2 separate regions of the Homo sapiens genome follow, and region 2 is linked to region 1. A link is an interaction called in ENCODE POLR2A ChIA-PET data of the cell type or tissue named here. Cell type or tissue: CD4-positive, alpha-beta T cell. All regions are shown on one strand. Each heading gives the region's core, and the rest is flanking DNA. Links, peaks and the distances in the headings are about the cores only.

Region 1 (9,946 bases), core at 858-8,857:
CGGGGTTTCACCATATTGGCAGGCTGGTCTCAAACTCCTGACCTTATGATCTGCCTGCCTTGGCCTCCCAAAGTGCTGGGATTCCAGGCGTGAGCCACCACGCCCGGCCTAAAATATTTCATTAAGAATGTTTTCCATCCTGGCTAACACAGTGAAACCCCTTCTCTACTAAAAATACAAAAAATTAGCCGGGCATGGTGGCAGGCGCCTATAGTCCCAGCTACTAGGGAGGCTAGGGCAGGAGAATGGTGGGAACCCAGGAGGCAGAGGTTGCAGTGAGCCAAGATTGCGCCACTGCACTCCAGCCTGGGGGACAGAGTGAGACTCCAAAAAAAAAAAAAAAAGAATGTTTTGGCCAGGCGCGGTGGTTCACGCCTGGAATCCCAGCACTTTGGGATGGTGAGGTGGGAAGATCACTTGAGCCCAGGAGTTTGAGACCAGCATGGGCAACATGGCGAAAACCCATCTCTATTAAAAAATAAGAAAATCAGCTGGGCGTGGTGGCACAAGCCAGTAGTCCCAGCTACTCTGGAGGCTGTGACAGGAGGATCTCTCGAGCCCAAGAGGTTCAGGCTACAGTGAGATATGATTGTATCACTGTGCTCCAGCCGGAGTGACAGTGTGACCGTCTCAGGAAAACAAACAAACAAACAAAAAAACAGAAAACGAGGCCGGGCAAGGTGTCTCACACCTGTAATCCCAGCACTTTCGAAGACTGAGACAGGCGGATCACCTGAGGTCTGGAGTTCAAGACCAGCCTGGCCAACATGGTGAAACCCCGTCTCTACTAAAAATACAAAAATTAGGGCCGGGCACAGTGGCTCACGCCTGTAATCCCAGCACTTCGGGAGGCCGAGGCGGGCGGATCATGAGGTCAGGAGATGCAGACCATCCTGGTTAACACGGTGAAACCCCGTCTTTATTAAAAATACAAAAAAATTAGCCTGGCGTGGGGGCGGGCACCTGTAGTCCCAGCTACTCCGGAGGCTGAGGCAGGAGAATGGCGTGAACCCGGGAGGTGGAGCTTGCAGTGAGCTGAGATCGCGCCACTGCACTCCAGCCTGGGCAATAGAGCAAGACTCCGCCTCAAAAAACAAAACAAAACAAAACAAAACAAAAATCAGCTGGGCGTGGTGGCGGGCGCCTGTAATCCCAGCTGCTTGCGAGGCTGAGGCAGGAGAATCACTTGAACCCAGGAGGCGGAGTTTGCAGTGAGCCAAGATTGCACCACGGCACTCCAGCCTGGGCAACAAAGTGAGACTCTGTCTCAAAAAAAAAAAAAAAAAGACAGAACAAAAGAAAGCAAATGTTTAGTGTTGTTAACATGTTGAAATTATATTTTAGATAAACTTGGTTTAATAAAATACATTATTAAAATTGATTTCATATATTTTCTTTTACATGGTTTCAGGACATTTAAATTACGTATGTAGGCTGGGTACAGTGGCTCAGGGCTGTAATCCCAGCACTTTGGAAGGCCGAGGCGGGCAGATCATCTGAGGTCAGGAGTTTAAGACCAGCTTAGGCGGGGCGCGGTGGCTCACTCCTGTAATCCCAGCACTTTGGGAGGCCGAGGAGGGCGGATCGCAAGGTCAGGAGTTTGAGACCAGCCTGGCCAACATAGTGAAACCCCGTCTCTACTAAAAATACAAAAAATTAGCTGGGCCTGGTGGCGGGTGCCTGTAATCCCAGCTACTTGGGAGGCTGAGGCAGGAGAATGGCGTGAACCCGGGAGGTGGAGGTTGAAGTAAGCTGAGATCACAGTGTTGCACTCCAGCCTGGGCGACAGAACGAGACTCCGTCTCAAAAAAAGAAAAAAAAAAAAAAAGACCAGCTTGGCCAACATGGTGAAACCTGTCTCTACTAAAAATACAAAAAATTAGCCAGGCATGGTGGTGCGTGCCTGTAATCCCAGCTACGTGGGAGGCTGAGGGAGGAGAATCGCTTGAACCTGGGAGGCAGAGGTTGCAGTGAGCCAACATCGCACCACTGCACTCCAGCCTGGGTGAAAGAGTGAGACTCCATCTCAAAAAAAATATATATATATATATATAAAATAAATAAATAAAGTAAAATAAAATAAAATAACATATGTGGCAGGGCACAGTGGTTGGTCCCTGTAAACACAGCACTTTGGGAGGCTGAGCGGAGAGCAGCACTTGAGTCCAGGAGTTTGTGACTGGGCTAGGCAACACAGTGAGATGCTATCTCAAAAATAAATAAGTAAATAAATAAATAAATAAAAGTATATATGTGTCTCAAGTTGTATTTCTTTCTTTTTTTCCTTTTTTGTTTTTTGTTTTTTTTTTTTTTGAGCCGGAGTCTCGCTCTGTCACCAGGCTGGAGTGCAGTGGCGCGATCTCGGCTCACTGCAACCTCACTTGAACCTTGGGTTCAAGCAAGTCTCCTGCCTCAGCCTCCCAAGTAGCTGGGACTATAGGTGTGCGTCACCACACCCGGCCAATTTTTGCATTTTTAATAGAGATGGGGTTTTACCATGTTGGCCAGGCTGGTCTCGAACTCCTGACTTCAAGTGATCCACCTGCCTTGGCCTCCCAAAGTCCTGGGATTACAGGCGTGAGCCACCATCCCTGGTTAATTTTTTTTTTTTTTTGAGACGGAGTTTCGCTTTTGTTGCCCAGGCTGGAGTGCAATGGCGTGATCTCGGCTCACCGCAGCCTCCACCTCCCGGGTTCAAGCGATTCTCCTGCCTCGCCTCCCAAGTAGCTGGGATTACAGGCACCCGCCACCATGCCCTTCTAATTTTTGTATTTTTAGTAGAGACGGGGTTTCTCCATGTTGGTCAGGCTGGTCTGGAACTCCCGACCTCAGGTGATTTGCCTGCTTCTGCTTCCCAAAGTGTGAGGATTACAGGTGTGAGCCAGCATGCCTGGCCAATTTTTTTGAATTTTGATAGAGAGGAAGTCTTGTTGTGTTGCCCATGGTCTTGAATTCCTGAGTTCAAGCAATCCTTCCGCCTCGGCCTCCCAGATTGCTGGGATTACAGGCGTGAGCCACCACATCCGGCTTGAGTTGTATTTCTGTTAGACAGTGCCCGTCTTGAGAAACCACAGCCTGCCACAGTGATAGCAACAGAAATAGCAATAATAATAATGTGTTGAGTGCTCATGCAATGCCCGTAGCTATGGAGATAAACGCTGAAGTATAAGCCGTCAAACAGTGTTGCAAAGTGGGGACTGTCACTTCCATTTCTTAGAGGAGGAAACTGAGGCTTGGAGAGGCTGAGCCACTTGCTTGAGGTCACCCAGCAGTAGGAGCTGGACTAGTGGAAGTCAACTGGGGGCTGCTTTGGAGCCCTAGACTTACTGGGGTATCTCCTTGCATAGGATTTAGACTTATGGGGAGTGAGTAACTGGGGTCAGAGGAGACACAGGGAGGAGTTCAAGCAAAGGATGGCCGGGTGCAGTGGCTCACACCTGTAATCCCAGCACTTGGGGAAGCTGAAGTGGGAGGATTGCTTGAGTCCAGGAGTTCAAGACCAGGCTGGGCAATATAGCGAGACCCCCCTCCCCCATTTCTAAAAATTTATTTGATGTTTATTTATTTATTTATTTTTTAATTTTTGAGATGGAGTCTTGCTGTGTAGCCCAGGCTGGAGTGCAGTGGTGCGATCTTGGCTCACTGTAACCTCTGCCTCCCGGGTTTAAGTGATTCTCCTGCCTCAGCCTCCCGAGTAGCTGGGTTTACAGGCATGTGCCACCACACCGGGCTAATTTTTTTGTATTTTTAATAGAGACGGTGTTTCACCGTGTTAGCCAGGCTGGTCTCGAACTCCTGACGTTGTGATCCACCCACCTCGGCCTCCCAAAGTGCTGGGATTACAGGCGTGAGCCACTGCACCTGGCCTATTTATTTATTAGTTTATTTATTTATTTTGAAATGGAGTCTTGCTCTGTTGCCCAGGCTGGAGTGCGGTGGCGAGTCTCAGGTCACTGCAAGCTCCACATCCTAGGGTCAAGCAATTCTCCTGTTTCAGCCTCCCGAGTAACTGGGACTATAGACGAGCGCCACTATACCCAGAAAATTTTTGTATTTTTACTAGAGACGGGGTTTCACCATGTTGGCCAGGCTGGTCTCAAACTCCTGACCTCAGGTTATCTGCCTGCCTCGGCCTCCCAAAGTGCTGGGATTACAGGTGTGAGCCACTGTGCCTGGCCTAAATTTTTTTTTTTTTTAATTAACCGGGTGTGGTGGTGCGCATCTGTAGTCCCAGCTACTCAGGAAGCTGTGGTGGGAGGATTGCTTGAGCCTAGAAGGTTGAGGCTGCAGTGAGCCATGATTGCGCCACTGCACTCCAGTCTGGGCGACAGAGCCAGACCTCGTCTCAAGAAAAAACAAACCAAGACAGAACAAAAATGAAAAGCATGTCTTTCTGGTGCTCCCCTTGCAAACAGGACCTCAGGGCTGGCTTTTCCCAGCAGCCCTCTTCAGCATCTGATACGTGGCTATGTCGGCTAAGTCTAGCTTTGAAAGGGCTCCAATGTACGTCCTGTAATGCTGAATCAGAGAAGTCACTCTAGGCCAGTGGGTAGACTTTAGGAGGAACACAGAATGGGGTATCAGAGGGTGAGAATGTCTTATTTAATTCTCTAACAATAGATACTAACATATATATATAGAGAGAGAGACAGACAGAGAGAGAGTCTTGCTCTGTTGCTCAGGCTGGAGTGCAGTGGAGCGATCTCAGCTCACTACAGCCTCCGCCTCCCGGGTTCAAGCTATTCTCCTGCCTCAGCCTCCTGAGTAGCTGGGATCACAGGGCAAACCCGGCTAATTTTTGTATTTTTAGTAGAGATGGGGTTTCACCATGTTGGCCAGGCTGGTCTCGAACTCCTGACATCAGGTCATCCACGCTCCTCCGCCTCCCAAAGTGCTGGGATTACAGGTGGGAGCCACTACGCCCTGCCTTCAAACAGCTAACCCTGTTTTGAGACAGGGTCTTGCTCTGTTGCGTGGGTTGAAGTGCAATGGCGTGATCACGACTTGCTGCAGCTTCAACCTCCCGGGCTCAAGTGGTCCACCTGCCTCAGCCTCGTGAGTAGCTGAGACTGCAGGCGTGTAGCACTATGCCTGGCTAATTTTTTAAAACAATTTTTTTAAAAGAGATGGGGTCTCACTATGTTGGCCAGGCTGATCTTGAGCTCCTGGGCTCAAGCGATCGATCCTTCCACCTTGGCTTCCCAAAGTGCTGGGATTACAGGTGTGAGGGGCTGTGCCCAGCCAGTCCCATCTACTTGAAAGGCAGAGGAGGTAGGATCGCTTATGCCTCGGAGTTCAAGACCAGCCTGGACAATATAGCAAGACTCTTGTCTCAAAAAAAAAAAAAAAAAAAAAAAAGAGGAAAAAAAGGAGTTTGATGGGGGTAGTTCCAACCACCTGCGTCCTTCCTTCTCAGTAAAGCCAGCAAGCTTGGGCTTTGGGGAAATGGAAGCCAGATTGATCCTGCCCGCGCCCAGCGTGAGCTCACTGTCTAGGCATGTACAGCTCCTGACCCCAAACCACGTGTGCTCTCAACCCGTGGAAGATGGGGCTACCCTGGGGGCTCAGATGAAGGTGGAGACAAGGACCCCCAGCTCGTGGATATCTCCACCCTAGCTTTCTGAGGGTCCCTCCCTTCTGCCAGCCCCCTGCAGCACCCCCAGCCACCGTTGACTCAGGCAGGAAACCAGCTGGGTAGGCTTCGCTTGCTTCCTGGTCGCGACGACGCAGCCCCTCCGGCATGCGCAGCTGGCAAGATTTCCTTCTTGCATTTCTTTTCTTTCTTTTTGAAACAGAAGTTCATGGGCAAAGTGTCAGGGCCCTGCCAGGAGAAGTGGTCGTGCCAGGTCGAGGCGGGGGAAGGTGGAGGCAGGAGAGAAAGGCTTAGGCAAGAATAACTGTGTTTTTTTGTTTTTTTTTTTTGTTGTTGTTTTTTTTTGAGACGGAGTTTCGCTCTTGTTGCCCAGGCCAGGCTGGAGTGCAATGGCGCGATGTTGGCTCACCGAAACCTCCACCTCCTGGGTTCAAGTGATTCTCCTGCCTCAGCCTCCTGAGTGGCTGGGATTACAGGCATGTGCCACCACGCCAGGCTTATTTTGTATTTTTAGTAGAGGCAGGGTTTCTCCATGTTGGTCAGGCAGGTCTCAAACTCCTAACCTCAGGTGATCCGCTCGCCTCAGCCTCCCAAAGTATTTTTTTTTTGAGACGGAGTCTCGCTTGCTCTGTTGCCCAGGCTGGAGTGCAGTGGCGGATCTTGACTCACTGCAACCTCTGCCTCCTGGGTTCAAGCAGGAGTTCAAGCAGCTTGAACCTCCTGGGTTCAAGCTGGATTCTCCTGCCTCAGCCTCCCTGTAATGGGATTACACGCCTGTAATCCCAGCACTGTAATCCCCGCCGCCAGCACTGTAATCCCCGCCGCCAGCCAAGGCGGGCGGATCACGAGGTCAGGAGATCGAGACCATCCTGGCTAACATGGTGAAACCCCGTCTCTACTAAAAAAGACAAAATTAGCTGGGCATGGTGGCGGGCGCCTGTGGTCCCAGCTACTCGGGAGGCTGAGGCAGAAGAATGGTGTGAACCCGGGAGGCGGAGCTTGCAGTGAGTCGAGATCGCGCCACTGCACTCCAGCCTGGGTGACAGAGCAAGACTCCGTCTCAAAAAAAAAAAAAAAGAAAGAAATTGGTATGTCCCTTATCCTTAGGCTCCTGAATTCACACTGAGAGGGAGTGGGGATCCCAATGTAACAGACAGAGAAACTGAGGCTCAGAAAGGCTTTAATTTTTTTTTTTTTTTGAGACAGAGTCTCACTCAGTCGCCCAGGCTGGGGTGGGGTGCAGTGACGTGATCTCGGCTCACTACAACCTTTGCCTCCCAGGTTCAAGCGATTCTCCTGCCTCAGCCCCCCGAGTAGCTGGGACTACAGGCGCCCGCCACCACGCCTGGCTAATTTTTGTATTTTTAGTAGAGATGGGGTTTCGCCATATTGGCCAGGCTGGTCTTGAATTCCTGACCTCAGGTGATCCACCTGCCTCGGCCTCCCAAAGTGCTGGGATTATAGGCGTGAGCCACAGCGCCCGGCCAATAACTGTCAGGAAAAGCCACATTTAATGACGCCTCTGTCCCTGGGAGAGGGGAGCTAGGGAGGGACAGAGAGGACGGGGGATGGCAGGACTTGGGTTCCCACTGCTCTGCCCCCAGCACACAAGCGCAGCTCCTAGTCACATTGGTATGTCCCGCCAGGCGCGGTGGCTCACGCCCGTAATCCCAGCACTTTGGGAGGCCGAGGCGGGCGGATCATGAGGTCAGGAGTTGAGACCGTCCTGGCTAACACGGTGAAACCCCGTCTCTACTAAAAAACACAAAAAATTAGCCGGGCATGGTGGCGGGTGCCTGCAGTCCCAGCCACTCCGGAGGCTGAGGCAGGAGAATGGTGTGAACCGGGAGGCGGAGCTTGCAGTGAGTCGAGATCGCACCACTGCACTCCAGTCTGGGCGACAGAGCGAGACTCCATCTCAAAAAAAAAAAAAAAAAAAAAAATTGGTATGTCCCTTATTCTTAGGCTCCTGAACTCACACTGAGGGGGAGTGGGGATCCCAATGTAACAGACAGAGAAACTGAGGCTCAGAAAGGTTTTAATTTTTTTTTTTTTTGAGACAGAGTCTCAGTTGCCCAGGCTGGGGTGGGGTGCAGTGACATGATCTCAGCTCACTACAACCTTCACCTCCCAGGTTCAAGTGATTCTCCTGTCTCAGCCTCCCGTTTTGTTTTGTTTTGTTTTGTTTTGTTTTTTGAGACAGAGTCTCACTCAGTCGCCCAGGCTGGGGTGGGGTGCAGTGACGTGATCTCGGCTCACTACAACCTCCGCCTCCCGGGTTCAAGCGATTCTCCTGCCTCAGCCTCCCGAGTAGCTGGGATTACAGGCGCGCACCACCACACCCGGCTAATTTTTGTACTTTTGGTAGAGACGAGGTTTCTTCATGTTGGCCAGGCTGGTGTTGAACTCCTGACCTCAAGTGATCTGCTGGCCTCAGCCTCCCAAAGTGCTGAGATTACAGGCATGAGCCACGGCCCCAGGCTGAGACTCAGAAAGGTGAAGGGACTTGACGGTCACACAGTCAAAAAGTGGCAGAACCTGGCAAAGAACTCAAGGTGTGGGTTCTTCCGGAGTCTGGGGCTCCTGGCTCCAGCACTAATCAGGGCTTGGGGGAGTGCAGGAGGGGAAAGTCACCCAGGAAAGTGAAGGGGAAAATGAGGCTGTTTGGGGAGCCCTGAGGGGAGAGGTGAAGGGGGAATGGGTGAGTGCACATTCCAGACCCCATACCTGCAGTGCCTGAAAGCCCTTCCTTGCCCCTGGGGTGCTCCTCGAAGGGGCTGGCGTCAGAGGCACAAAGGGAGCCAGAATGCAGGATTCCTGGGCTGGTCGAGACGCCACCAGCCTGCGGGTGGATTTAACCCCGGTTAGAGGCGCCTCCTGGTGTCCAACTCCGGTGCCAGATGGCACCCAGAGCCCACCCCGTCCTGGCCCAGAGCCCACCCCGTCCTGGCCCTTGCCTTTCTGATTCCAGATAGAAAGACCGGAAGCTAATTTTTTGAAGGTGGCAAAATCACCACTCCCTTAACATATAAAGATGAATGGGTGCTAAAATGTTTTTTTCTTCCTGTTCGCCAGGTCAGAAATTTTTTTTGTTTCTTTTTTGTGTTTTTTTGTCTCTTCTTTTTTTCTTTCTTTTTTTTTTTGAGACAGAGCTTGCTCTGTTGCCCAGGCTGGAGTGCAATGGCACGATCTTGGCTTACTGCAACTTTCGTTTCCCGGGTTCAAGCGATTCTTCTGCCTCAGCCTCATGAGTAGCTGGGACTATAGGTGCCTGCCACCACGCCCGGCTAATCTATTTATTTTTAGTAGAGACGGGGTTTCACCATGTTGGCCAGGTTGGTCTCGAACTCCTAACCTCAGGTGATCTGCCTGCCTTGGCCTCCCAAAGTGCTGGGATTACAGATGTGAGCCACCACACCTAGCCTTGTTTTTCTCTTAATTTCACTGATGTGGGAAACAGGCAGATGTTATGTTCAAGAGAGTCTGAAAAAGACACTTTTGTTTTTGAGATGGGGCCTTGCTGCATCGCCCAAGCTGGAGTGCAGTGGTGCGATTTGGGCTCATTGCAGCCCCAACCTCCCGTGCTCAAGTGACCCTCCCAGTTCAGTCTCTGGAGTAGCTGGGACTCCAGGCATGCCCCACCACACCCAGCTAATTTTTAAAAATGTTTTGCAGAGATAGGGTCTTGCTATGTTGCCCAGGCTGGTCTTGAACTCCTGGCCTCGAGCAATCTGCCCACCTCCGCCTCCCAAAGTGCTGGGATTAGGCTGGGCGCAGTGGCTCACACCTGTAATCCCACACTTTGGGAAGCCAAGGTAGGCGGATCACTTGAGGTCAGGAGTTCGAGACCAGTCTGGGCAACATGGTGAATCCCCATCTCTACTAAAAATACAAAAATTAGGCGGGTGTGGTGGCGCGCGCCTGTAGTCCTAGCTACTCGGGAGGCTGGGGCAGGAAAATCTCTTGAACCCAGGAGGCGGAGGTTGCCCTGAGCTGAGATCATGCCATTGCACTCCAGCCTGGGTGACAGAGGGAGACGATCTAAAAAACATCATCATCATTAACAAAAACCACACACAGACACACACAAAGTGCTGGGACTGCAGGTGTGAGCCAGGGTGCCTGACCTTGAAAAAGACACTTTAGAAATCAAGCTGTTGAAGCAAAGGTGTGAATGTAGGCAAATTCGGTTTTCCACAGGGGAATAAGCGTTGTCAACTGAACCTCTAGGCTGGACAGGATATGACATTTGCATGTCTGTAGATAAGAACTATTTTGTATTGCTATCAATTTTCACAACTTACAGAGTTGTAAAATAGTTCAAAGACAATGATATGAATCAGGTACTCCGGA
Region 2 (9,946 bases), core at 822-8,821, 95 kb after region 1:
GATGGCAGGGTATATCAGTCAAGGTTTTTGTTTGCAACAGGAGTGAGTTCTGTGGATCTTCAATTTAAGGAATGGGTTTTATGGAAACAAGTGCAGATGTTCACAGAATAGACAAGAAGCTGCAAAAACAGGCTTGGAGGAAGGGCATAAATTCTGGGAGCTCTGGGGGTCTAGTGAATACCATGAAGGTTATAAATTGTTGTAGCTGATACTAATGTTGAATTGCCCTAACCCTGGGAAGATACTACCAGCTACCAGTATTTGTATCTTCTTGCCCAAGGGATTTTTTTTTTTTTTTGAGACAGGGTCTTGCTCTGTCATCCAGGCTCCGTACAGTGGTGTGATCATAGCTCATCGCAGCCTCGACCTCCTGGGCTCAAGCGATCCTCCCACCTCAGCCTCTCAAAGTGCTGGGATTATAGGTATGAGCCACTCTACTCGGCCCCCAACAGCTTGCTTGCTTTCTTTTCTTCTTTTTTTTGGGACAGGGTCTTGCTCTGTCACCCAGGCCGAAGTGCAGTGGCACAGTCATAGCTCACTGCAACCTTGAGCTCCTAGGCTTAAGCTATCCATCCGCCTCAGCCTCCTGAGTAGCTGAGACTGCAGGTGTGTGCTACCACGCCTGGCTATTTTTTTTTTTTTTTGAGATGGAGTCTTGCTCTGTTGCCCAGGCTGAAGTGCAATGGCATGATCTCAGCTCACTGCAATCTCTGCCTCCTGGGCTCAAGCGATTCTTCTGCCTCAGCCTCCCAAGTAGCTGGGATTATAGGCGCACGCCACTACGCCCAGCTAATTTTTGTATGTTTAGTAGAAATGGCGTTTCACCATGGTGGTCAGGCTGGTCTTGAACTCCTGACCTCAGGTGATCTGCCTACCTCGGCCTCCCAAAGTGCTAGGATTATAGGCATGAGCCACCACGCCTGGGCTATGCCTGGCTAATTTTTTTTTCATTTTTAGTAGAGATGGGGTCTTGCTATGTTGCCCAGACTAGTCTCAAACTGCTGGGCTCAAGCGATCCTCCTGCCTCAGTCTCTCAAAGTGCTGGGATTACAGGTGTGAGTCACTGTGCTTGGCCCCTGAGGGCTTTCTTTAAAGCTGCCAAAGACTGAATAGCAGAGTGGAAGTATCTGAGAATTAACAGCCACATTCTTCATTCCCTAATAAGCCCCCCTAATCAGTGACCAATGGGAGCTGGTGGATAAATACCCCAGCTCCCTCTCCCCTCAAGTGGGATGACTCTAAGGTGTGTGTTCCACTCAGTCCCCAGCATTTTCCAGCATGACTGAACCCCTGTTGCCCACAGAGGTAACTTGCTCATCATGCACCTTTATGGACTGCCCTCTCTTCTCTGTGTCACACCCCTATTCCCCTACTGGTATCTCCTGGCGTCTCCCTTAAACAAACTACTTGCCCATTGAGTCCTTGGGTCATTGTCTACTTCTGGGAGAACCTAAGTGAAGACAATTGCATTCCATGGTAGAAGTCTGCAGACCCATGAATTTAGGTGTCAATGTTAGCACCTAGAGGTTCCTTGGAATTCTCCCCGTCACTTGGGGACAGTATTCCTCCAAGATAGGAGCCAGGTAGGGTGGAGGTCTCTAGGCCTGAAAGCCAGCTCTGTTCAGTTTCCTTCCTTGATATTGTGGGAGAAAAGCCTTTAGCAGAGTTCAGCACATCCCTTCTCCTGGTCACTTGTGTGTTATGCCAAACTTCCATGCGCATTCACGCTGGATAAAAAGTTCATAGGAGGTTCATCCTTGGCATGTCTGTATTAGATAAACCTTCCTCCTTGGATCCCAGCTAGAGAGTTCAGAGCCAAGGTCTCATGGCAAACAGCTCTGACTACATGCCATCTCTGCCACTGTTCTACAAACATTCTCAAATGACACTGGGACACTCACCTAGGAGCCAAAGCAATGAGCTTTGGGTTGACCAAGTGTGTGTCACAGGCTTGCCCTGGGAGGCTAGTGTTGGGAACAGTCCTTGTGTTAAGACAACTTTCAGCTGGACAATTCCCCCCAAAAAGGGAAGTCTGAATGCTAATGGGAAGGTGTGGTATAGCCAGAAATATAGCCAATGTCATCTACCCAAGGGGAAGGAGGGCTTGTCACTTTCATGATTTCTTTTTTGTATTTACATTGCAGCCTATGACAGGCCCAAGAGCTGAGGACCCACCTAAGATGTTCCCAGATTCCTGACCCTCAGAAACTATTAGATAATAGATACGTGTTATTTAATGTCACTGAAGTTTTGAGGTAATTTGTTATGCAGCAATAGCTAACTAATACAGTGCTCATTATCACACCTTTTATTGGCTTCCTTTTCCTGTCTGCCTTTCTTTTTTCTTTTTTTTTTTTTTTTTTTTTTGAGACAGAGTCTCGCTCTGTCTCCCAGGCTGGAGTGCAGTGGCACAATCTCAGTTCACTGCAACCTCTGCCTCAGCCTCCTGAGTAGATGGGATTACAGGCATGCACCACCACGCCCAGCTAGTTATTTGTATTTTTAGTAGAGACGGGACTTCACCATGTTGACCAGACTGGTCTCAAACTCCTTGACCTCAAGTGATCTGCCTGCCTTGGCCTCCCAAAGTGCTGGGATTACAGGCGCCGGCCAGCATCAGCTTCCTGATCCCTGAATTGCAGTCCTGGAGTTGTGGTTTTGAACTTAACCTTTTGGGCAATGGCCCCTCAATTTCCTCCTGTATTAATGAATTAAGGCAACCACTGCTGCTGTAACGCCTAAATCCCTTAACTCCAGTGTGTTTTAAGACAATAGAAGTTATTTACCAGAAATTGACAAAAAAGAGACAATAGAAGGAAGATTTTGCTCATGTGAAGTTGTGGTGGGGTGGAAGCATCTTAGACTGCAGGACATTTCTGAGAGACTTTGGCCAGGCCATTGAGCCAAAGTTGCTTGTCCCAGAAGATTTCTGAGTCTCTCAGGACCTGGCTTGCCACAGTGTCCCTGCTCTGCTCAGGCCCGGGTGAGGAGCAGCCCTTGGGAAACATGGCCTCAGTTCCTATGACGTGCTGGACTTCAGAGCCCAGCAGCTGGGGTGCTTGTTCAATCACACTTCTTGCAGATCCCAGAGGTGCATTTTCATGATCATCGGCCCATGATTTCAGAAATCCAAGGTCTTTCCATCTTGAGGCTCCACCATAGCCAAAGCCTTGGAATTTTGCTTTCAGTGGATGGAGACACAGAATTAGAGCGTATGGAGCATCTATGGGAGGGTTTTTATTTTTATTTTTATTTTTATTTTTGTTTTGAGACAGAGTTTCACTCTTGTCGCCCAGGCTGGAGTGCAATGGTGCGATCTCGGTTCACTGCAACCTCCGCCCTCCCAGGTTCAAGCAATTCTCCTGACTCAGCCTCCTGAGTAGCTGGGACTATAGGCACGCACCACCACACCTGGCTAATTTTTGTATTTTTAGTAGAAACTGGGTTTCACCATGTTGGCCAGGCTGGTCTTAAACTCCTGACCTCAGGTGATCCACCCACCTCAGCCTCCCAAAATGCTGGGATTACAGGCCTGAGCCACCGTGCCCAGCCTAAAACATTTTTAAACAGGCTTTTTTAGGCCAGGCACGGTGGCTTAAGCCTGTAATCCCAGCACTTTGGGAGGCCGAGGCGGGTGGATGACCTGAGGTCAGGAGTTTGAGACCAGCCTGGCCAACATGGTGAAACCCCATCTCTACTAAAAATACAAAAAATTACCGGGCGTGGTGGCAGGCACCTGTAATCCCAGCTACTTAGGAGGCTGAGGCAGGAGAATCGCTTGAACCCGGGAGGCGGAGGTTGCAGTGAGCTGAGATCCCACCACTGCACTCCAGCCTGGGCAACAAGAGCGAAACTCTGTCTCAAAAAAAAAAAAAGGCTTTTTTTCTCTGTAAGTTAACTCTACCTGATCCATGGAGTCTTTTGGTTTCTATTTCTCTATTGTTGGGTCACAAAAGCCTAGTACTGCTCATGTAGCAAGATTTTCATCCCCAGCAACTCAAGGTCACACCTATTCCCTCACCCTCATCACTTTAGCAAACATTAGCTTCATTTCCGGCTCCCAAGACCTGCTCTGAGCACCTGCCTTTCTTTCCCTGGGGGCTTTCTCTTGCAGCCAGGGTCTGTTTTGTCTTCACTGTGACAGCCAGAAGTGCTGGGGAATCTAAGTCCCCCAGGTGCCGTCTTCCTGCTAATGACTGACAGAGGTCACGGATCCATCCTCCAGCTCCCTTGCCCCTCCAGTGGGATAACTGTCAGGTGGATTTCCACCTCCCATTTCCCAGGGGATTAAGCCCTTATTGCCCACAGCAGTAACTCACTAAGGATGTATCCTTTGCTAGCTGCCTTCTCTTCCCCTCTTTCTTGCTTATTCTCTACCGATGCTTCCTAGGGGCTATTTCCTAAATAGTCTACTTATCCTCAAATCCTTGTCGCAGGCTTGGCTCCTGGGGGAATTCAAATTAAGACATTCTCAAAGTAGGTAAGTAGATTGAGCTTCTTAAGTCTATGCAACTCGAACATGATTATTTGTGTGTGTGTGTGTGTGTGTGTGTGTGTGTAGAAAGTATAACTTAAGCCGGGTGCAGTGGCTCATGCCTGTAATCCCAGCACTTTTAGAGGCCAAGGCAGGGGGATTGCTTGAGGTCAGGAGTCCAAGACCAGCCTGGGCAACAAGCAAGACCCTATCTCTAAAAAATAAAAAATAAATGAGCCCAGTGAGGTAGTGTGTGCTTGTAGTCCCAGCTCCTCTGGAGGCTGAGGTGGGAGGATCACTTGAGCCCAGCAGTTTGAGGTTACGATGAGCTATGATTGTGCCACTGCACTGTAGCCTGAGCAACAGAGTGGGACCTTGTCTCTAAATAATAATAATAAAGACAGCAGGCTGGGCACGGTGGCTTAAGGCTGGGCATGGTGGCTCATGCCTGTATCCCAGCACTTTGGGAGGTTGAGGCGGATGGATCGTCTGAGGTCAGGAGTTGGAGACCAGCCTGGCCAACATGGTGGAACCCCATCTCTACTAAAAATACGAAAATTAGCCTGGCATGGTGGCAGCCGCCTGTAATCCCAGCTACTCAGGAGGCTGAGGCAGGAGAATCACTTGAAGCAGGGAGGCGGAGGTTTCAGTGAGGCGAGATTGTGCCACTGCACTCCAGCCTGGGCGACACAAGAGTGAAACTCCATCTTAAAAAAAAAAGGAAAGCACAAGTTCAAAAGGTAAAACCTTACGAAGAGTTGAAATTGCCCCAGTAAAATTTTGTCTTACTCAGGAGACTGAGGTATGAGGATTACTTGAGCCCAGGAGGTTGAGGCTGCAGTGAGCTATGTTTGCACCATTGCACTCCTGCGTAGGGGACGGAGTGAGAACCTGTCTCAAAAAAAAAAAAAAAAAAAAAGAAAAAAGACTTTGTTTTGCAGTCTCCTATAGCACATGGAATAGGACCCCAGTAGAGCTGTGTATTCTAGAAATGGTTGGGTTGGTTTGTGATTTGAAGTGGGGGAAAGAAAACCAAGGAGATGTTTTCACCAGCAACCTGGAATTGCTAACAATTCTTTTAATACTTTGAAATGGGTCGTGGAGGAGTTGGCAGCTCCCCACCTCCCTTCAGCATGCAACTGGATGGAACGGCAGACGTTTCTGAGCACAAAGAACATCCACACATCCATTATGCACCCGCTGACACCATCAAAGGAGAATCTCCATCTTTTGACCCCATTTTGGAAACTAGCAGGCTGTCAATATCTGTTAAAGGGCTGAACGGTTTCTTTGCCAAACACGACTTCAACTGGTAGAAAACTGTCGGTCTTCCAGCTCAGGAGCACCTGGGATGCTTGGCACCCCACCTGGCTTGGCTGCTTTGGGGGATCATGGAGTGCCACCTGCCCTCCTGAGTCACAGCCTCTCTGTGGGCACACGCCATTGTCAGAGATGCCAGCTCACTGACGGATGTCTCATTGCAGCTGCACCAACCACTGACTTGAGTCTTGAGTCACTGCCTGTTCAAGGGCCAAGAAATAGAAGCAGAAAATGGATTCTTTTCTATTTCACAGAAGTTGGCTGGCTTTCAAGGCGAGTGTGCTTTTAAGACAAATGCTTGATTGGGTTTTGGGCACAAGTTTCTCCGTTTTTTTGCTCACTCTCGGAGCAATTTGACAAGGACACCAACCAGGGCTTGGCAGTGCCCTGGGACCAACTGGATGAGGAGAAATCAAAGCCCTACAGTCACTATTAGGGATTCTTTGAAACATCTGGGATTTCTTTTGGCCAAATTACCAGGCTGTGAGAGGAGATTGGAGATAATTCCGTGGAAATTTTTAACTCTAGCAGAAGACATCTGCAGGCTGGCGTAGAGTGAGAGAAATCTGCAGATGTATGATTAAAGTTTGCTTCCCCCATTACAACAGAAATGTATAAGCTGTTTCTTGCTGATACAGCATCAGAGTAGCAGGCAGTGTGGGCAGCCACACCCGGACCTCACCCCACCTCAGTGCATCCATCCCCTGGTTTCTTAATGCTTACATGCTACCTGCTCACACCTGTGACCTTCAGAGGTTGTTCTTGGGCCCTGGAGCTGCCCTGCCCATATGGAGGGCCAGAGTGCCTTGGAGCCTACCTTGCTCAACCTTCCCTGGCAGCCAATCATCAATAGGTTTAGGGGTCAGTTATGGACTAAATGTTTGTGTGCCCTCCAAATCCCTGTGCCCCACAATGTGACTGTATTCAGAGATAAGACTTTTAGGAGGCAATTAAGTTAAATGAAGTATTCAGGGTGGGGCCCTGATCCAATAGGATTAGCATCCTTATAAAAAGAGGCAGCAGACCAAGGTGCGGTGGCTGGCATATGTAATCCCAGTGCTTTGGGAGGCTGAGGTGGAAGGATTGCTTGAGCCCAGGAGTTTGAGACCAGCCTAGGCAACATAGTGAGACCATCTCTACAAAAATACATGAAAAAATAATTAGCCAGGTGTGGTAGTGTACATCTGTAATCATAGCTACTGGAGACGCTGAGGTGGGAGAATTCTTTGAGCCCAGGAATTAAAGGCTGCAGTGAGCTATGATTCTACCACTGCACTCCAGCTTGGGCAATAGGGCAAGACCCTGTCTCTTAAAAAGAGAGAGAGAGGCCGGGTACAGTGGCTCATGACTGTAATCCCAGCACTTTGAGGGGCCGAGGAGGGTGGATCATTTGAGGTCGGGAGTTTGAGACCAGCCTGGCCAAGATGGTGAAACCCCATCTCCACTAAAAATACAAAAATTAGCCAGGCGCGGTGATGCATGCTTGTAATCCCAGCTACTTGGGAGGCGGAGGCAGGAGAATCACTTGAACTTGGGAGGCAGAGGTTGCAGTGAGCCGAGATTGCGCCATTGCACTCCAGCCTGGGCGACAGAGTGAGACTCTGTCTCAAAACAGACAAACAACAAACAAACAAACAAAAATAGAGAGAGAGAGACACCAGAGAGTTACTTCTGTTTCTGTCTCTCTCTTCATGCATGAGAGAAAGGCCATGTGGGGACACATGAGAAGGTAGTTGTCTATAGCCCAAGGGGAGAGCCCTCTGCAGACATTGACTTTGCTGGCACCTTGAACTTGAACTTCTCAGCCTCCAAAACTGTGAGAGGATAAATTTCTCTTAAGTCACTAAGTCTGTGGCATTTTGTTGTAGCAGCCCAAGCTGATGAATACAGGGTCCAAAGCCCTTCTCCTTTGTCTCTAGGTGGGACCAGCTTTGGGGTATAGTTTGCGCTCCAGGGGTCCCTGGCTGGAACAGTCTGGGTGTGAAACTTCACTTGGTATTGAATGTTTGTTTTGCTTCTTTGTTTTCCCTGTCCTGCTTTCCCCACCATCCCCTTATTGATTACCCTGGGAATACTTCTTTTTTCTTTTTTTTTGTTTTTTGAGACCACATCTCACTCTGTCGCTCAGGCTGGAGTGCAGTGGTGTGATCTTGGCTCACTGCAACCTCCGCCTTATGGGTTCAAGTGATTCTCCTGCCTCAGCCTCCCAAGTAGCTGGGATTACAGGCACCCACCACCACACCCGGCTAATTTTTGTATTTTTAGTAGATACGAGGTTTCGCCGTGTTGGCCAGGCTGGTCTTGAACTCCTGACCTCAGGTGATCCACCCGCCTTAGCCTCCCAAAGTGCTAGGATTACAGGTGTAAGCCACCGCGCCCAGCTAGGAACACTTCTTTTTTTTTTATTTTTTATTTTTATTATTATACTTTAAGTTCTAAGGTACATGTGCACAACGTGCAGGTTTGTTACATATGTATACATGTGCCATGTTGGTGTGCTGCACCCATTAACTCATCATTTACGTTAGGTATATCTCCTAATGCTATCCCTCCCCCCTCCCCCTACCCCATGACAGGTCTTGGTGTGTGATGTTCCCCTTCCTGTGTCCAAGTGTTCTCATTGTTCAATTCCCACCTATGAGTGAGAACAGGCGGTGTTTGGTTTTCTGTCCTTGCGATAGTTTGCTGAGAAGGGAACACTTCTTAATAAATTATTTGCACCCAGATCCTTGTCTCAGGGACTGCTTTTGGGAGAATCTGACCTAAGAAAATCAGTGATGGAGAACTTTGCCAAAGATAACCTCAGTACTGAGCTGAGGACAAAGGAACTGTCAGGACATGCATTCAACTTGCAGAGTTTTGGTAGTTCCTATTAATGGCTGTTCTGATTCTCCTTGGGTATTAGTTAGACTAAGGAATGCCAGCTGCTGCAATAGTTAAGTCCTGAAATCTAGTGGCTTAATAAAACAAAGGCTTATTTCTCACTCATACACAGTCTGAGATAGGTTGGCCAGCCCTCTTCTCCCATCTAGAACATATGGTTTCCAAGGTTATTGGGCAGGGGGAAGAGGGAGAGAGGAGGAATGCCAGTTTTTCACTGCCTCAGTCTGGAAATGGCATGCATCATTTATGCTCACAGCCCATTGGCCAAAACTAATCACATGATGCTAATCAAAGCGCAAGGGATACTGGGAAATGTAGGCAGCACATGGGATATTTGAGGAGCTGCAGTTGTTCTTACAGTGGAGTTGCACCTTCTACAGGGTGTAGGTTAAGAAGGCAGGGACAGAGGCAAAAATGGCACGTGGCCCAAACTGCCTTTGAAGGCAACATTGCTATAAGAGTTGTAGGCTGGGTGCGGTGGCTCAGGCCTGTAATTCTAACACTTTGGGAGGCTGAGGTGGGAGAATTGCATGAGCCCAGAAGTTCAGCCTAGGCAACATAGTGAGACCCTGTATGTACAAAAAATAAAAAAAAATTAGCTAGGCATAGTAGTGTCTGCCTGTAGTCCCAGCTGCTCAGGTGGCTGAGTTGGGAAGATTGCTTGAGCCTGGGAGGTTGAGGCTGCAGTGAGCTATGATGGCACCACTCCCCTCCAGCCTTGGTGACAGAGTGAGATCATTTCAAAAAAAACAAACAGGCGGGGCATGGTGGCTCACACCTGTAATCCCAGCACTTTGTGAGGCTGAGGTGGGTGCATCACCTGAGGTCAGGAGTTTGAGACCAGCCTGGCCAACATGGTGAAACCCTGTCTCTACTAAAAATATAAAAAAATTAGCCAGATGTGGTGGCATGTACCTGTAATCCCAGCTACTCAGGAGGCTGAGGCAGGAGAATCGCTTGAACCCAGGAGGCGGGGGTTGCAGTGAGCTGAGATAATGCCACTGCACTGCAGCCTGGGTAATAGAGCAAAACTCTGTCTCAAAAACAAACAAACAAACAGACAATAAGAATTGTAGACTCTTATATAGTCTTTTATTACAAAGAAATAATAACAGAAAAATGTCTTCGCTTTTTTTGAGTAAAAAGTAATAAATCAACATTTTTGAAATTTTGCTAATAAAAACACCTAACATTTGGGTGCGCTTTTGTGAATTTCAAGGAGAAGACATATTATTTGGCTTGGATAAGCCGAATCAGATCCCAAAAAGC

What was found. Peaks named below come from ENCODE experiments on the same cell type or tissue, not always from the same donor. Only the 100,000 strongest peaks of a DNase experiment are listed, where the experiment ranks them.
Region 2: POLR2A ChIA-PET joins it to region 1 with 11 read pairs; 3 of 35 experiments call an interaction of 5 or more read pairs at or near these places.

The regions. Positions count from the first base shown.
Region 1 is chr19:13,783,640-13,793,585 of GRCh38, reverse strand. No RefSeq gene overlaps it. Among named protein-coding and RNA genes, the nearest start is that of ZSWIM4, 6.8 kb to the left of the region's middle. RefSeq lists enhancers at 5,412-5,701, 6,766-7,727. In CD4-positive, alpha-beta T cell, for the core only: a CTCF peak has its summit at 8,463 (motif pointing left); DNase peaks (open chromatin) are centred at 3,075, 4,295, 5,715 and 8,445; H3K4me3 peaks cover 1,294 bases; H3K27ac peaks cover 2,179 bases.
Region 2 is chr19:13,688,323-13,698,268 of GRCh38, reverse strand. All of the region lies in intron 4 of LOC105372284 (a long non-coding RNA gene), which reads left to right. Among named protein-coding and RNA genes, the nearest start is that of YJU2B, 55 kb to the left of the region's middle. In CD4-positive, alpha-beta T cell, for the core only: no CTCF peak of the experiment used is centred there; no DNase peak of the experiment used is centred there; H3K27me3 peaks cover 1,371 bases.